Linked DNA regions of Homo sapiens: region 1 is linked to region 2. A link is an interaction called in ENCODE POLR2A ChIA-PET data of the cell type or tissue named here. Cell type or tissue: A673. All regions are shown on one strand. Each heading gives the region's core, and the rest is flanking DNA. Links, peaks and the distances in the headings are about the cores only. Region 1 overlaps IPO11 (importin 11). Region 2 overlaps IPO11 (importin 11).

Region 1 (8,342 bases), core at 273-8,272, 49 kb after region 2:
CTTCTGAAACAGACTGTGTTCTTAAAACTTTTGTGAAAAATGCAGGATTCAATTTACTTGACTTAGGCCTACACTGCATACAAAGTGATTAAACGCATGGATCCTAAAGTCAAAATGCTTGTGTTATATCATGGTTCCAATGCTTACTGAGTGGCCTTGAAAAAATTATTCACCACTTTGTGATTTAATTTCTCATCTGTAAGACTGGGGAAAAGAGCAGTACTATCATTATATGTTTATGTAAGGATTAAATAACATCTATGTTTTACATGCTTAGAATATGTAGCATATGTTAAATGCTAGTATGAGCTATTATTATTACACAATAAGTTACACCTTAAAAATATTTGTGTCATCTTAAGTCTAATCACAGTGAAAAAAAGAAACTTGGCTTAACATTGCTTAATATGACCATGACCAGAATGAGAATTCAAAAAGTCATAGTAGTACGGCTGTAATATTGACAAATTTCAAATATGAGAAATGTTAACAATTTAGAGTATTTTATAATTACATTCCTCTAGATAACATGTTCAGTCACAAAATAAAGTAAAGCGTATCCTTTGCTCTACACCATTTGCTCCAAAAGCAGGCATACTGGTCTCTCTATCCAATTTTCCTAACATTGTAACTTTCTGCTTCAAAGAACAAAGAAATTACTTGCAGACACTGTCAAAAATTAGTATAACAATGACATTTAGTAAAAAATATATTTAAAATGTTATATAACATACTATATTAAGAAATGGTATGAGAGATACTAAAAACGAAAATGAGCTAATATTAAAAACTATTGTTATTGCTATACTAGAACTCTAAGAACAGGAAAACGCCAAAAATTTTGAGTTTGCCCAGCCTTCAAATATAGCAGTAAAATGAAAGCACTATTGTCCTAAAATATTCCTTAACATAAAAATATAATTTATTCATAATGAACATATTTAGGATTTAACATCCATTTATTAAATAATAAAATCTAGTTTCTGAGATTTTTAAACCAAACATACAGATTTAGCTACAGCAATATTCGTATAAAAATACCATCTTAAACACATACTATCAGATTCTCAATTTTTCATTCTTTTTCTTTTTTTGAGGTTGTGGTGAGCCGAGATCACGCCATTGCACTCCAGCCTGGGCAACAAGAGCGTAACTCCATCTTAAAAAAATAAAAAAATAAAAAAAATAAAAAGAAATAAAAAAGAGAGATGCAGTCTTGTCATGTTGTGCAGAAGGCTGGAATCAAACTCCTCAGCTTAAGTGATTTTATAACCTCAGTCTCTGAAGTAGATAGGATTAAAGGCAAACACCACCATCTCTGGCTCCAAATTTGTTAATTCAAGTATCTGTATCCTAATCATAACCTACTGTTGGCATACTTACAGAGAAATTGCCTTAATCTGTAACATATTAAACGTTACAAAAATAATGACTACATATTTGACTATAGATTTTTGATATGCAGTAAGTTAGTTTGGAATTTTCAATAATAAAAATGTTTAAAAAGATTGTGTTATTCTGAGCAGCCAAAAAAAATAAAATAAAATACAATTAATTTTCTTCTTTTTTTTTTTGAAACAGGGTCTCACTCTATTGTCTAGGCTGGAGTATAGTGGCACAATCTCAGCTCACTGCAGCCTCCAACCCCCAGGCTCAAGAGATCCTCCCACCTCAGACTCCTGAGTAGCTAGGATTACAGGCACACACCACCATGCTCAGCTAATTTTTGTATTTTTTTGTAAAGACGGGGCCTCACCATGTTGCTCAGGCTAGTCTCAAACTCCTGAGATCAAGTGATCCGCCTGCCTCAGCCTCCCAAGGTGTTAGGATTACAGGCGTGAGCCACCACGCCTGGTCAAAATACAATTTTTTTTTTTTTTTTTGAGACAGCGTTTCGCTCTTGTTGCCCAGGCTGAAGTGCAATGGCGTCATCTCGGCTCACCACAACCTCTGCCTCCCGGGTTCAAGCGATCACCCTGCCTCAGCCTCCCAAGTAGCTGGGATTACAGGCATGTGGCACCATGCCCGGCTAATTTTGTATTTTTAGTAGAGACAGGGTTTCTCCATGTTGGTCAGGCTGGTCTCAAACTCCCAACCTCAGGTGATCCGCCCACCTCAGCCTCCCAAAGTGCTGGGATTACAGGCCTGAGCCACGGCACCTGGCGACCAAAATACAATTATTAATTATTTTAAAGAGCCAGCTGAAATATGCAGTTCTTGCTAATAATATACCATCATTGTATAAACAACTTGCTTAGTTTTAAAAGTAAATTTAATTAATGTACTTAAGTATTTATTTCAAATAAATGGTCAAAGAGTAAAGTGGAACAACTTGGTTTGTTTCTCTACAGCCAAATTATTTTGCCTAAAATTATAGTAGCCTATTTCCCCCCATAGAGAGACTAAATAATGAGACAGCTATATATTACATAAAAACAGCCAGCTCTTATATTCACTTATTACATGCTTGGCATTGCTATAACTGTTTATATATATAAGCTCAAGTATTCCTCACATCAACTCTAGGAAGTAGGTAAAGTTATCATCCCCATGTTACAGATGGAAAATGAGGAACAAAGACTAATCTGTCCACATCACATAGCTGTGAAGTAGCAGAGCCAATGTTCTAACCCTGGAAGTCTCCCTTCAGTGTGTAGTCTTACCTGCTATGCTACGCTCCCTCTAATAATGTGGTAAGAGTATAATTAAAAACAAGTAGAATCACAATGGCCATTCCAAATAATCCACAAGTTGTCTTTCAACAATTACTTTAACAATATTGTTGCAGAAAAGCCAAAAGAGGGGGATGGGGGTAAGGTCAATTCAAATTTGGTCTGGGAAGTGTTTAAATGTGAGAAATCACCTCTTTTCTTAATCACTTAGAATACATATATTACAATTTAACATGGAGAATTTCAGGTACTGCCTATTACAGAATAAAAATCATTTAGTATCACTCCTCATCTAATAACTGAGGAAAATGAAGACCAAAGTATACTCAGGAGCCATAAAAGTAGCAGGGCAGCATACGCAAACCAAGGGACTGGTCAAGCAGAGAATCCCAAATGGATCCTCAGTATAGTCGAGATCACATCTTCAACATAAAAATTATGGATTCCTTGTCTTTCAAGTCACTTACTATATATGTATTCAGAGCAAACAGAGCACACATTTACTGAACTTTGGATAATGGAGAAGCTCAGTATAATAGAGGAGAAAGGTTAAAACAGGCATACATACAGAAAAAAATCTGTAAAGACAATAATATCAAAATGACATGGCAATTTTCACTTGTTTTAATCACTCCCACATCACCAATCACTTTTTCCTCAAATAGTCAGAATTAAGTCCAACGTATTAATTCCTTACTTCCTCTTACCTCCAGAGAAGAATTTATCACCAAAGCAAAAGCTGAAGCTGAAATTGTATAAGACTGAGTTCCTTAATATACTTATATTGCCACTGTGTCAGTTTAATAAAGGCATAAATGCAATAAAAATTCATAAAGGCATTTTAGTAAGCAACATGTTTGATGTTACTTGTAAGCTTTGGAGCTAGGAGAATACTTTGAAATTAATAATAAATGTGGATTAATAGACTAGTCCAATAAACCAGGCCTCAAGTATCCAGGGTCTCAACAAGCCACAAGCACAGATTACTGTTATTACAAGTCCTTTAGAGCCCACATGATTCTTTGGTAACAGTGGCTTATATTCTCACCCTTTAGTAAACCCCTTGCTCTAAAAAAGAAACTAATAAGCTAAAAAATTAAAGCCAAAGAGTTCTGCCGTATCCCAGATGTAATCAAGGTAAGATGAAGATATTAGGGAATGCCCTTAATCAATTATGACTTTTGTCCCTGCAACAACAAAAACAAAACAGAGACACAGACAGATACCAGGAGAACATCATGTGACAGCGGAAGCACAGATGGCAGGATTACGTATCTACAAACCAAGGAACGCAAAAGACTGCCTGCAATCACCAGAAGGTAAGAGAAAGGCTTGGAACAGATTCTCCCCCTAGACCCTTCAGAAAGAGCAAGGCCCTGCAAACACTGATTTTTTTAATTATATAATTAACATAAGTATTATAAAGAAACTCTTGTTTTAAGCCACCAAGGTTGTGGTATTTTGTTACAGCATCCCTAGGAAACTAATACAGTCCTTACTGATCTCCTTAAGCTCCTTCCTTTTCTCATCAATCTATAATTTAATACTTCAATAATCTGGCAGATGACCCTTCCAATTTACAGACACAAAAATACGTTTTAAATGTTAGTTTTAAAATGTAAATCCCCATGCTCAGCAGACAATCCTAACAGCATTTCTCTCCTTACTCCTGTTCACTTCACTGCAGTACTTAACACTATATTCGCCTGATTCATGCTAGCAGAGTTACGACAGTGAATAAAAACACAGTCATGCACCACTTATCAACAGGGATATGTTCTGGGAAATGTGTCATTAGGCGATTTCACTGTTGTGCAAACGTCATAGACTGTGCTTACGCAAATCTAGATGGTATCTTACTGGTTAATGTATGAGTCAATTTTCATACTGCTATAAAGAACTGCCTGAGACTGGGTAATTTATAAAGGAAAGAGGTTTAATTGAGTCACAGTTCAGCATAGCTGGGGAGGCCTCAGGAAACTTACAATCAAGGCAGAAGGTGAAAGGGAGGCAAGGCATCTTCTTCACAGGGCAGCAGGAAGAAGTGCTGAGCGAAGCGGGAGGAGGCCCTTATAAAACAATCAGATCTCGTGAGGACTCACTATCATGAGAACAACATGGGGAAAACCATCCCCAGGATTCCCTTGACTCAGGAGACCAGGTAGAGATAACTAATCAGGGGGCAGTAATCCCTACAATCCCCTTGATCATGGGGTGATTTGGGTGGGGACACAAAGCCTAACCATATCAGTTATGAAGTAAGACTTCATTATCTGTGCAAACTTTTACTCACTTAGATCCTAAAGTACACTTTGGATTCTTGCTGCAGTTACTCTGATTACCTAAGTGCACTTCTGTAAGCAAACCTCTTTGGGTAACCTCTTTCATTTCACTGGGAGGAAGTGAAATCATTTTTAGGCTCTAAAGCAATGCCACGATTTTCACACCATAATGCTACTTTGTTGTGATAGAAATTCAGCTCTCATATCTTAGAACATAGCTGAGAACCTCAACACTAAAAATAAAGGTACTTTTTTTTAATCAATTTTATATTTATTTTATTATACTTTAGGTTCCAGGGTACATGTGCACAACGTGCAGGTTTGTTACGTATGTATACATGTGCTGTGTTGGTTTGCTGCACCCAAATAGGGGTACTTTTAACAGCTACACCTTCTCTCAAAGTCCATACATAAAGATATTTTAATATATTTCTACATACATTTATGTTTATATGTAAATATATACATTTAATACTATTTATATCTTTAATAGACAGGTATAATATATAAAGATAATATACAACTTAGAGACTGTTAGTTCATAATTACAGAATATCAACAAACGTGGTATTCTAATTTTGATAGCCAACTTAAATTAAAGCTATCAAATTATAACGTGAAAACTTTGTCCCAACAGCAGACTAACAAAATGAAAGAATAAGAAGTATCAGATATCACATCACTGGATAATTTACAAGAGTTTTTAAATCCTTACTACCCAAAGTGAGGTCTCAAGATAGGCAACATCCCAATCAGTTCAGACCTTGTTAGAAATCCAGAATTGAATTTTTATAAGATGTCCAGTTGATCTCTTGCCTGTTGAAGGTGTATGCACCTTCAGATTTGAGACCTCTGGTCCACAGGTATTAAACCAACTGAAAACTGCCAAAATAGCCTGTCTAGAACTATATCAACTCTTCTCCTTCTTGCGAACCATCCAAATGAAAGTCCAATTTCATAAAATATAAATGAAAAATTCATAAATATATTCATTTAAAATGATCACAATACCTTGAGCACCTGAACTTGACCTTCTGTAGTAATTTCCTTTAAAAGTTCACAAAAGGACTGGCATAGACCTACTGCGTATGTCTGAAATTCAATTAAAAGTCAATATATGTAAGAATATATCTGTAATATCAAAAAGGCATAAAATTTCATTTGGGATTCATTATAATATACTTGAGAATTATACACTAATGGTCTAAGCATATCAAATTTCAATCAGAACGCTTAGGAAAAGTTAAAAAAGATTATGCCAAATAAAAATATAGATTATTGATACACTGATTTTCATAGGAATATAAAAAAAATTTGTTGACATAGCACATTTTCTGCATTGAGAAAGGAACTGCATGCAGCACATCTGCCCTGCAATGGGAAATGCTCACAGTCAATGTTTCTCTGTCTTAAAATAACAGACCAATCTTAAAATTTTGAAAACGTACCCCCTGATTTCAAATAATAATCAAAATAATAATTATATAATTTCATATAATGCAAAAGTACTCCAACATACCTGTAAAAATTCTGTTGATGATAAAAAGATATAACCATTGATGATCTTAAAGCAAGTTCTAAGATTTTCTGAACTTAGTTCTGCCAAAACAATAAATGTCAAACAAAAAACCAAATTAATTCACTGCTCAAAATTAGTTTAAATGAAGTGATTCATAGTTATTTAAAACTAATTTGCATACTCTAGAAACCTCTTCCGAGTACTATCAAGACTACCAGTATCTACAGATATCTAAAAACTGGCATCACTAGGACTTAAAGGGTACAGTCACCAATGATCACGCCACTGCACTCTAGGGTGGGCAAAAGAGTGAGACCCTGTCTCAATGAATGAATAAATGAATGAATGAATGAATGAATGAATGAATACTGGTATCAACCCAAAGCTTAATGCTACCTCATTTGCTTTTCACTGGGTGAAACATTCAGAAAAAAGCCAAGCTCCCCATATATTTTCCTTTCAGAAAAAAAAACCACCTAACTATTTGACCCAACCTTTCATTTCAAAATAAATTTTTACTGCTAGCATGGCATACTACATGAAACTGAATCATTTTACCATCATATTTTGACATCTGCTTAAATGGGTTCACTCAGTGAACATTTACTGAGTGTTACTGCACTTGCACTAAATATGCGATATTACTTCTCAACAGAGTCCTGATCACACTCCAAAAAAATTATATTATGTTTAGATATTTTCAATCTTTCAGTTTTTATCAGAAAAGGATATCGTTTTTAGCTATTCCTTTGCAAGTGCAGAGTAGAAACTATTTGTTAAAACTGAATATGATCAAAAGTTGACACTGTGCTATTTTACATGTTTCACTACTTAAAATAATAATACAAAGGAATACAGGCTGTACGTGTAAAATTATACAGATTAAAATATGACCCCAAAATATCATCGATGCCTAAAACCTGCCATTCTTTGCTGCAAGTATTTTAGAAATTATATTCACTCAAAATAAGACAAATTATTTTTTCTTAATTTCTGGCAAAAGATTAGCCCCTGTGTTCTTATCTATCATATCTTAATAAAAAGAAGACATTCTATTCAGATGTGAATTTTCCATTTATTTTCACAAAAGAATGACAATCCTACCCTGTCTCAAAATGTCTCTGAAGGCATTAGTTCCTAAACTTTAGGATTTGACAGTTTTAAAAAATGAGGATAAGAAGGGGACAGGAAATGATAAACTTATTACTAGTTACTAATCTAAAAGACATAAAAAAACCAAAAACTGTCATCTAAGTATCTTTTTACAAAAGAAGATAAAAATCTCAGGATAAAGGGGGCCTTTATATTAGATAAAGCTATCATTATGAAAAATTCACATTATCCTTTTCTCCTCAAGGAGAAAGCCTGGACTCGTGCATACTTTTTTTGTAGACCAACAATGAACAGCAGACTGGCCATCGCCATGAAAAGTAGGGCCAAGGGTCTATATTTAAGAGAGAACTGAGAATGGCTTCATTCCAGACGTATCAGGGAATATAATTTTGAAATCATTGCCAAGTATAATTTTATCAAAATCAATGTTTAAAAAAAAACCAACATTTAAGAAGACTTGATATAAAAAGAAAAGAGCCCGTCTCTTCCTACAGATATTTAAAAACTATTCCTGGATCGTTCTATACAAATTAGGTCACTTCACACTGCTTTCCATGCCTCTGCCATGCCCAGGATGGCACTGACAAAATTTTCTTGGGCATGTTATCATCATCAAATAAATAAATAAATAAATAAATAAATAAATAAATATTAATATTATACATAGCCTTAAAATTAACAAATTTATCTGTTTTAAGGTACTGGACACTGTTCATTACATCCACAAGTTCCTAGTGAGACTCTAAAGAAAAATTT
Region 2 (8,342 bases), core at 279-8,278:
AAAAATACAAAAAGTAGCCAGGTGTGGTGGTGCATGCCTGTAATCTCAGCTACTCGGGAAGCTAAGGCAAGAGAATCACTTGAACCTGGGAGGCGGAGGTTGCGGTTAGCTGAGATCGCACCACTGCACTCCATCTTGGACCACAAGAGTGAAACTCCGTCTCAATAAATAAATAAATAAGGTGATACCAAGATCAAACAATAAATATTACAAGCAAAATAACAAAAACGTTTCTGTATAAAAGAGAAATTATAAAACTTTCATACTGTGCTTATAGAGTGATGGTGAAAAAAATCATGCAGCATGTATTTAATTATCCCCCAAGTCCAATTATGATTAATTAAATAATGCACCTACTCTTTATAAGTTCCTGTTTCAGGATCTTCCGTCATGACATCATGCAGGCCTTCTACTGAAATGTTTATAATCCCACAGAATTTATCTTGGATAACACTAGAATAAAAGAAAAGCAAAACAGGTTAACTGGAATACTAGATTAATTCTTTTTGTTTTTTTTTTCCTAAACATCTTCTCGAACATGAAGAGAAATTTCAGCTGTGAAATACAAAAGAAACTTTCAAAATCTATTTCTTATAACAAAAAGTTTATCTTTGCCTATAACATCACAAAATTCTTTTTCACTAATTAGTATGTTTAAATACTAGATGGATAGATTCGATAGTAAAGGAATATTTTAATATTCTTAGATTTATAACAGTCTTATGTTACTTATATAACTACAAAGATAAAGACATAGAGTATTGACAAGTAAAAATTTCTGCTCTTCTAATGACACTGTGAAGAAAAAAGACATGCCAAATTCTGGAAGAAAATATTTGTAAAACAAGTATCTGGTAATGGACTTGAATCTAGGATGTAAAAAGAACTCTGAAAACACAATAAGATGAAAAATAATTTCAATTTAAAATAGGCATCAGGTGCAGTGGTGCAAGCCTATAGTCCTAGCTACTTGGGAGGCTGTGGCAGGAGAATCTCTTGAGGCCAGGAGTTCAAGACTGCAGTGCAATATGATCACACTTGGGAACAGCCACTGCTCTCCAGCCTGGACAACACAGAGAGACCTGTCTCTTAAAAGAAACAGAACAAAAACATTTTTTTTTAAAAAGGCAAAAACATGAACAGACATTTCACCAAAGAAGATACACAGATGGCATGTGAGCATCCTAAAAGGATGCTCAAAATCATTAGGCATTAGGGAAATTCAAATTAAATTGCAATGAAATTTTAAAAAATTTAGTGTTTTTTAAATTTTTATACATTAAGGAGGTAAATCTATAAAAGTGCAGACTTTACAGACTTTTATAACGTCCAAGAAGGAAAACAGGCAGGCAGTAACACAGACAAAATTTTCAATTAACTTTTCAAAATAGTTATCTAAGCTAAAATTAATGATGCAACACTTTTTAATAATAGCAATCCCAAGACAGAAATGAATCACAACCTTAATCACCTTAGAATTTTCTCAGATCCAACCAGACCATAATTACGCTATTTATACATGGTACCTAATTAATATTTAAAGTCATTCTTGCATTATTACATTTTAAATACAGGAAGTAGGTCAAGTTAGGGTAATTTAAGAGACTAAACAAGTTTTTAGGCACTAAAACCCACAACCAAATAAAATATTCCCTTAACTGTATTTATCTGCTTATATCATCCAACAGGGTTAAGTAAAGAACAACAATTTATTGAAATAGCCAAAGGAAGAAACAAGCCCTGATTTATTAGTTTTAATCCAGAATTTCTACAACAGTAGAGACTGTAACAGTGGTAACATTAAAAAAAAATAGTTTTCCACTTTCCCTACCAGAGGAGGAAGAGCTGACAACTGGAACAGCCCCTGAGCAAGGAACAAACTTAGCTGAAAGCTGCTACAATTGGCAAGTAATAAAGACTGAGATGGTGGAGTGTCCCCACAGCTGCTAGCGGCTAAAGCCAAGACTGAAATCCAGAACTTTATACTGACCAAACCCAGAAGGCAGTGCTCCAGGCTTGACTGGAGACGACTTCGACCTTACTGTGCTGAGAAACTGCTTTCAGAGGGCTTCCACTGAGCCCACAGCTCATCTTTTGGAAGAAGTCATCTCTAGCTACTCTCAGTTTCTAGGCTTCCCAGGACTCCCGTCAGCCTACCGCAATGCAGCTTTTGACCCTACTACTCCATGGACAGATGACATCAATTTTTGAATCTAGGGGCCACACTTCAGTCTATCTCATGAGATATCTCTGCTGGGTGGACACCATTGGTCTCCCCCTCTTCTGGTCACTCTTGTTCTCTGGCACAGACTTCTCCTCTAGGGGGCCCTTCAGCATCATTATTGCCCAGGGCAGTAAAAAGAACCACATAAGGGAGTATGATTGTTGGTGAGGAGCCAAGATCACTCCACATCAGAAGAGATGGTAGCAGCCTGAAATGGTTTGGTGGACATGGGAATAAAGAGAAAGGGGTAGGTTTGACAGATGTTTAATGGGTAAGCATCACAGGATTTGGCAACTAATTTGGCTATGAAAGATAAATGGGAGGAAAGAGTCTAGGATGACTGTTGGGTTTCATCTTGGGTGGGTGACTTGACTAGGTTGGTGACTTCGGCTCAATCCAATAGGGGATACAAAGAGAGCAAAGACATAAGAAGGAAGATGATGAAAGTGGTATCCCAGAAGATGAGAGGGTGACCAACATCACCAAAAGTCAAGTAATCAGATAAATCAGGTTCTAAGCTGAGGAAGGGGAGTGACAATTCTTTCAAGAAGCTTGTCCAGGGAGGGAAACAATAGGGTAATAACTAGAGGGAGTGCAGGGTTGAAGGGGTGTTTTTTGGCTGAGGGAAATGGACCAGTAGAGGCTGAACAGCTGAAAGTACAGGTGCCAAAGGGGTGGCTGAAGGAGCAGGATCCCAGAGATGGGATGAAGTGGGATCATAACAGAGGCAGGGCTAAACACAAGGATATCTTCGTACATGAGGCAGCAGGACACAGATGTACACACTCCCTTGGAGGCACACAGTGGGAAGCAGAAGTTCCTGCATTTTGAATTTTCCTCCCTCTGTGAATTAGAAGGTGAGGTTATGTATTAGGCACGTGGGTGAGTAAGCAGTTGGAGCCAAGTGGTCAATGTTTGTAATAGAGGGCCTTGACCAAAGACAAAAAGATTGCTCAATGGCAGTGAGGTCCAACTGCAGTTGAATGCCCTAGATTTGTAACAGCCCCGATCTGTACACTTCTATCATTTTTAGTTGCTATATTTTACACCCTAAGCAGATATACATATGGAGAAATTGAGTCAGGCAATTCAGGCTTGGAAGCTTGCAAAGCTGGTAGAGTTTGAGGATGCGGGGTTTAAAGAGCTGAGGGTATGAATGAGAAGTCTGAGTTGACCACAGGGCATCTGTTGGGTCAGGTAGAGAATGGGGTTAAAAGTGGAAAAAACAAACGAAAGAAAACCCCATAACACCAAGTGCAAACATCAAAGTTTATGCCAGGCATGGCGGCTCACGCCTATAATTCCAGCACTTCGGGAGGCTGAGGTGGAAGAGTCACTTAAAGCCAGGAGTTCAAGACTAGCCTAGGCAACAAAGTGAGACCCTTGTCTCTACAAAAAAGAAGAAAATTAGCTGGGGGCAGTGGTGCACGCCTGTAGTCCCAGCTACTCAGTCCCAGCTGAGATATAAAGATGATCGCTTGAGGCCAGGAGTTCAAGGCTGCAGTGAACCATGATGGCACCACTACACTCCAGCATGGGTGACAAAGCAAGACACTGTACATTAAAAAAAAAAAAAAGTTTAGTGGTAGAGAGTAAGAAAACTGGAAAATGTGAAGTTATAATAAGACAGGATATTAGAGTTTTGAGCATGATCACAAGGGAGGAATGTGTGGTTGAAGTGGAAGTGCATACAGATTTGAAAAACATCAAGTCCAACTGTAAGGCCATGCTTGAAAACATTCAGGGTGGCAGAATTTGGGATGAAGACTGCAAAGCAGATTCGAGGCCTCAGTGACTCCTGCATAGTGATTGTGAAATTGCTAGAGAACACACAGAGCTGGTGAAGTAACCAGATGGCAGAGGCCTTCTGATCCCTCCCAGACCTCATGAAAGTGGCTGAAACTGTGGTCAGCATCAGGGCCTCAAATTGTCGCTCCACCAGTGACTAGCTACACGGCCTTGGGCAAGTCAATTTAACCTCTCTGTGCCTCACTTGCCTTATCAGTAACATGGAGGCATAATAGTATCCACAAGGAAAGTGCTTATAACAAGGCCTGCCACATGTACCAGAGCACTACTTAAATGTCAGCATCATCACCATTTCTCATTTGAACAATGAGGGGGTTAACAGTCTCTAAATCTCTTAAACTTTTTCATGTCAGTATCCTTTTACATTCTTAAAAATTGTTAAAGATACCAAAGAACTTTTTAAAGAATGTATTATAACTCAATATTTTTTATATTAGAAAACTGGGAAAATACTTTAAAAATACTTATTCACTTAAAAATGTAATAAACCCATTACCTAGTTAAAAAAAAAAAGTTTTCCCCTATAGATATTTTCCAGGATACAGCCTGCAAATACTTTTGTCGTTTAAATGGAAACATACATCCTTTCTACACAGTAATTCTGCATGGTCATGGAAAAGTATATTAATAAATCTAGCTCCCCTGAAAAATACTGGCAAGAAAATAAGCTAAAAAACCATAGTGGAAATTCACTATCTTAAAGTGAAAGTTGAATTTTTTTTGCATTCAATAATGATCCTTACAAAGGCTTTTATCTACTAAACCATTCCCCTGCTTACCTGTCTTTTCATTTTTTGAGTGCACACACACACACAGCAGTGTCGCCCTCCTCCAACAAAACCATTATCTTCAAGACTACAAGGAATAACTAAAAGGATCTATATGTCATGGCATGAGAAGAAACTGCCATCCTGTGTGATTTTGCTATAAAAAACAATGCCCAATGAAGACATACTAAGCTTCCATGAAAAGGAGATGATTAAGGGCTGGTACAGAACTGTCTGGAAAAAAAAAAAATTCAGCTGAATAAAAACACTTGGTTTGAATAGTTACTTAAAAAGTCACTTGACAGAATTATTTTTTTCAAGTGATAAAAGGAATTTATCAGAGAATTGGTAATTATGGAGCTAGCACCATTGTAGATATCGGAAACTGATGAAAATAAAGCTATACATAATTACAAGGTAATCATGAATATATATATATATATATATATATATATATATATTTTTTTTTTTTTTTTTGGAGACTGAGTTTTGCTCTTGTTGCCCAGGCTGGGGTGCAATGGCGTGATCTCAGCTCACCACAATCTCCACCTCCTGGGTTCAAATGATTCTCCTGCCTCAGCCTCCTGAGTAGCTGGGAATACACGCATGTGCCACCATGCTCAGCTAATTCTGTATTTTTAGTAGAGATGGGGTTTCTTCATGTCCGTCAGGCTGGTCTCGAACTCCCGACCTCAGGTGATGAAGATATATTTTAAGAACAAATCAAAAAGGCCAACTCTGTTCATGTTACCAAAGTTATTTGAAAAGGTAATTGTAGCTTGGGATTAAATTCCTGGAAAAGTCTTGTATGCCACACAGCTCAGATCAAAATGAAGATAAAATACTCTGGAAAACAGTGTTACATGATCAAAGGGAATTTTGACTGATAATGATGAAGACACCAATGTCAAAGTTTGCAAGAAGCATTTGAATAACATTGTATCATGAATAAAAGAAAAAATATTTCTAAAGCAAAATTTCACATTTAAAAATACATATGTGTAATTAAACTAACAACTTCATATAAACACGTTTACTGTTTTGTTACAGCTTTCTAATAATAATGTATTACAGTTGACCAAAAAACTTTATGCTCAATGACCTTTCTCTAAGCTCTGTAACCCTAAGTACACTGGCATCTTTCTCATTCACTCTTGGCACTCTCACAATCATCTCAAAATTAAGAGATCCAACACCAAACTTATGAGTGCCTCCCCAACAAAAACAAGGAAACCAAAAACAGAGAATCAAAACCAGGTTCTCTTCCTGTTTTCCTTATCTGAGTAAAAAGCATCTCTATCAACCCAGTGACTCATGCTAGAAACCAGGAATTCAGTTTTGACCTTCCTTCTCATTTACCCTTCCATTTACTCAATTCATCAACAAATTCTGTCAAATTTATCTCTGAAATTTTTCCTTGTTTCTACTCCTCTATATTCCTACTATTAACACTGTGCAACAAGCCAATTTTGTCTTGAGTTTAAACTACTGCCTACCTTTCCAAAACAAGGAAACTTCCACTCCTGACTTCCTCTAATCTGTTCTCTATACGGCACACTAGAAGGCTTTTACAAAATCTAGTATCTTTTCCTTGCTTTAAAGCAAAAGTTTATACCTTTCAGTAACTTTCCATTACACTTAAAAATCCAAACCCTTAATCCTAGTTTACTCAGCCCTATATATGACCTGGTTCCTGCCCAGCTCTCTGACCTTACCTAGCCTCACATTGTTCTCCACCTTCACAGGCTATCTTTGATTAACACTTTCTAGTTTCCGGGCTTTCACAGGGGGCTTTCCATCTGCTAGGAATTGTATGGCCTGGATTTACCTGGTCAGTAGCATTTATAATAAGACTACAAATACAACAACAACACTGCAGGTATGGTCCTGATTCTAGACAATGGTGTTAAAGGATGCTTTCATAGATGAGAAGCAGGTAACTGAGGATAAGGGAGTTTTGAAAGCCAAAGCTTGAGGAAACTGCACTACAACATAAAAACGTTTGCTCCTCAGAGTCTCAGACAAAAATACCAACTTATGTATTAAGTTGTGTATCATAGAAAATATATGGAAAAAAGCAATAAGGTTGCCCAAAGCCAAAGATACATACTAACAACAGGCTAGGGTTTATGTGCATGTACCGAAAACTCCACAGACATGGAAGAAATGGAGACCAAAGAAAACAGGAAGACAACATATATACGTAAGGTCTCCACATTATTCAGGATAAGAAAACTACCTTCTACTAAATTAAAATGTCCTCTATCACAAGGTATCTTGGAATTGAGTCAGAAGCAATGAAACAAGGCACATCTGGGCCAGCAGCAGGTGTACTATACATTCTTCTCTCTCATACTGCTTTCTCCAACATTTCTCTTTTAACCTACCAGGCTTCCCACATTAAAAGTGTGCGGCCACACAAGCTTATCAGCTTCAGCAAAGTGATGACCAGTGGTAGTGGGCACTTAAAAAAAAAAAACAAAAACAAAAAACAAAACAAAAAAAGCTATGCTTCAGACAGTACAGCACTAGTATAGAAAAAAAAAATGCCTATTACCTTGTTACTATTGCTGTGACCTGCTCCTATTTCCTTTTTTTTTTTTTTTTTTTTTTTTTTGAGGCACAGTTTTGCTCTGTCATCCAGGCTGGAGTGCAGTGGTGTGATCACAGCTCACAGCAACCTCCTCCCGCTGGGCTCAAGCAATCCTCACACCTCAGCCTCCTGAGTAGCTAGGACTACGGGCACAGGCCACCACACCCAGATTTATTTTTTATTTTTATTTTTGGTATTTTTGGTAGAGATGGGGTTTCACCATATTGCCCAGGCTGGTCTCGAATTCCTGAGCTCAAGTGATCCACCTTCCTCAGCCTTCCAAAAGTGCTGGGATCACTGGTGTGAATCACCGTGCCCAGCCTCTCCTATCTCCTGATCACTACTATTGAAGTCTCTGTCCCATCACCACTGAAGCCCTCATCAATAGCTTGACACCAAACGTATCTACTCCACTGACAGGAAGAGGTTGAGAGTAAGTTCTCAGTTTTACATCCCAGAAATAAGAGATATGTTTTTAAAATTCCACATTGGAATTATAAATTTAAAAGTTATATGCTTTTAATTTATAGTTTATAAATAAATACTATTGATTTCTAATATTGGTCATTTGTTATGAGGGGAAAACAAATTACTTTCGATATGCCCTGCAACTTTAATTACAATTTGTAATACTCAATGGAAAAAATGGATTCTATTCTTCCTCAGACACAGTCACATTAAATTAGAGCCTATTTTTGGGTGCTCTAATCAAGAACTTTTAATAAATGGTAGAGATAAGAACCTGTAGTAAATGGTAGAGAAATACAGAAATCTTAAGAAAGGTGAGCTTCCTTAGCTATATTAATTTAGAATATCATTTAGTTTTAACTTAGGGCTGCTCAAAATGTGAAACAATGAAATACAGAAATTGTACCCAAGAAAATTATTATGCCTGTAACACTTCAATTATACCTTAAATAAGTTTTTTAACTGTACAACTACCAAACAA

Evidence for each region. Peaks named below come from ENCODE experiments on the same cell type or tissue, not always from the same donor. Only the 100,000 strongest peaks of a DNase experiment are listed, where the experiment ranks them.
Region 1: POLR2A ChIA-PET joins it to region 2 with 21 read pairs; 8 of 35 experiments call an interaction of 5 or more read pairs at or near these places.

What each region holds. Positions count from the first base shown.
Region 1 is chr5:62,534,913-62,543,254 of GRCh38, reverse strand. IPO11 (importin 11) reads right to left here. Exons shown (of 30, transcript NM_016338.5): 23 at 6,474-6,553; 24 at 5,966-6,046. Among named protein-coding and RNA genes, the nearest start is that of IPO11-LRRC70, 40 kb to the left of the region's middle. In A673, for the core only: no CTCF peak of the experiment used is centred there; a DNase peak (open chromatin) is centred at 4,454.
Region 2 is chr5:62,583,688-62,592,029 of GRCh38, reverse strand. It overlaps IPO11 (importin 11), which reads right to left. Exons shown (of 30, transcript NM_016338.5): 28 at 358-453. IPO11-LRRC70 (IPO11-LRRC70 readthrough) reads right to left here. Exons shown (of 4, transcript NR_073584.1): 2 at 358-453. Among named protein-coding and RNA genes, the nearest start is that of LRRC70, 9.0 kb to the right of the region's middle. In A673, for the core only: a CTCF peak has its summit at 2,310; no DNase peak of the experiment used is centred there; H3K27ac peaks cover 644 bases.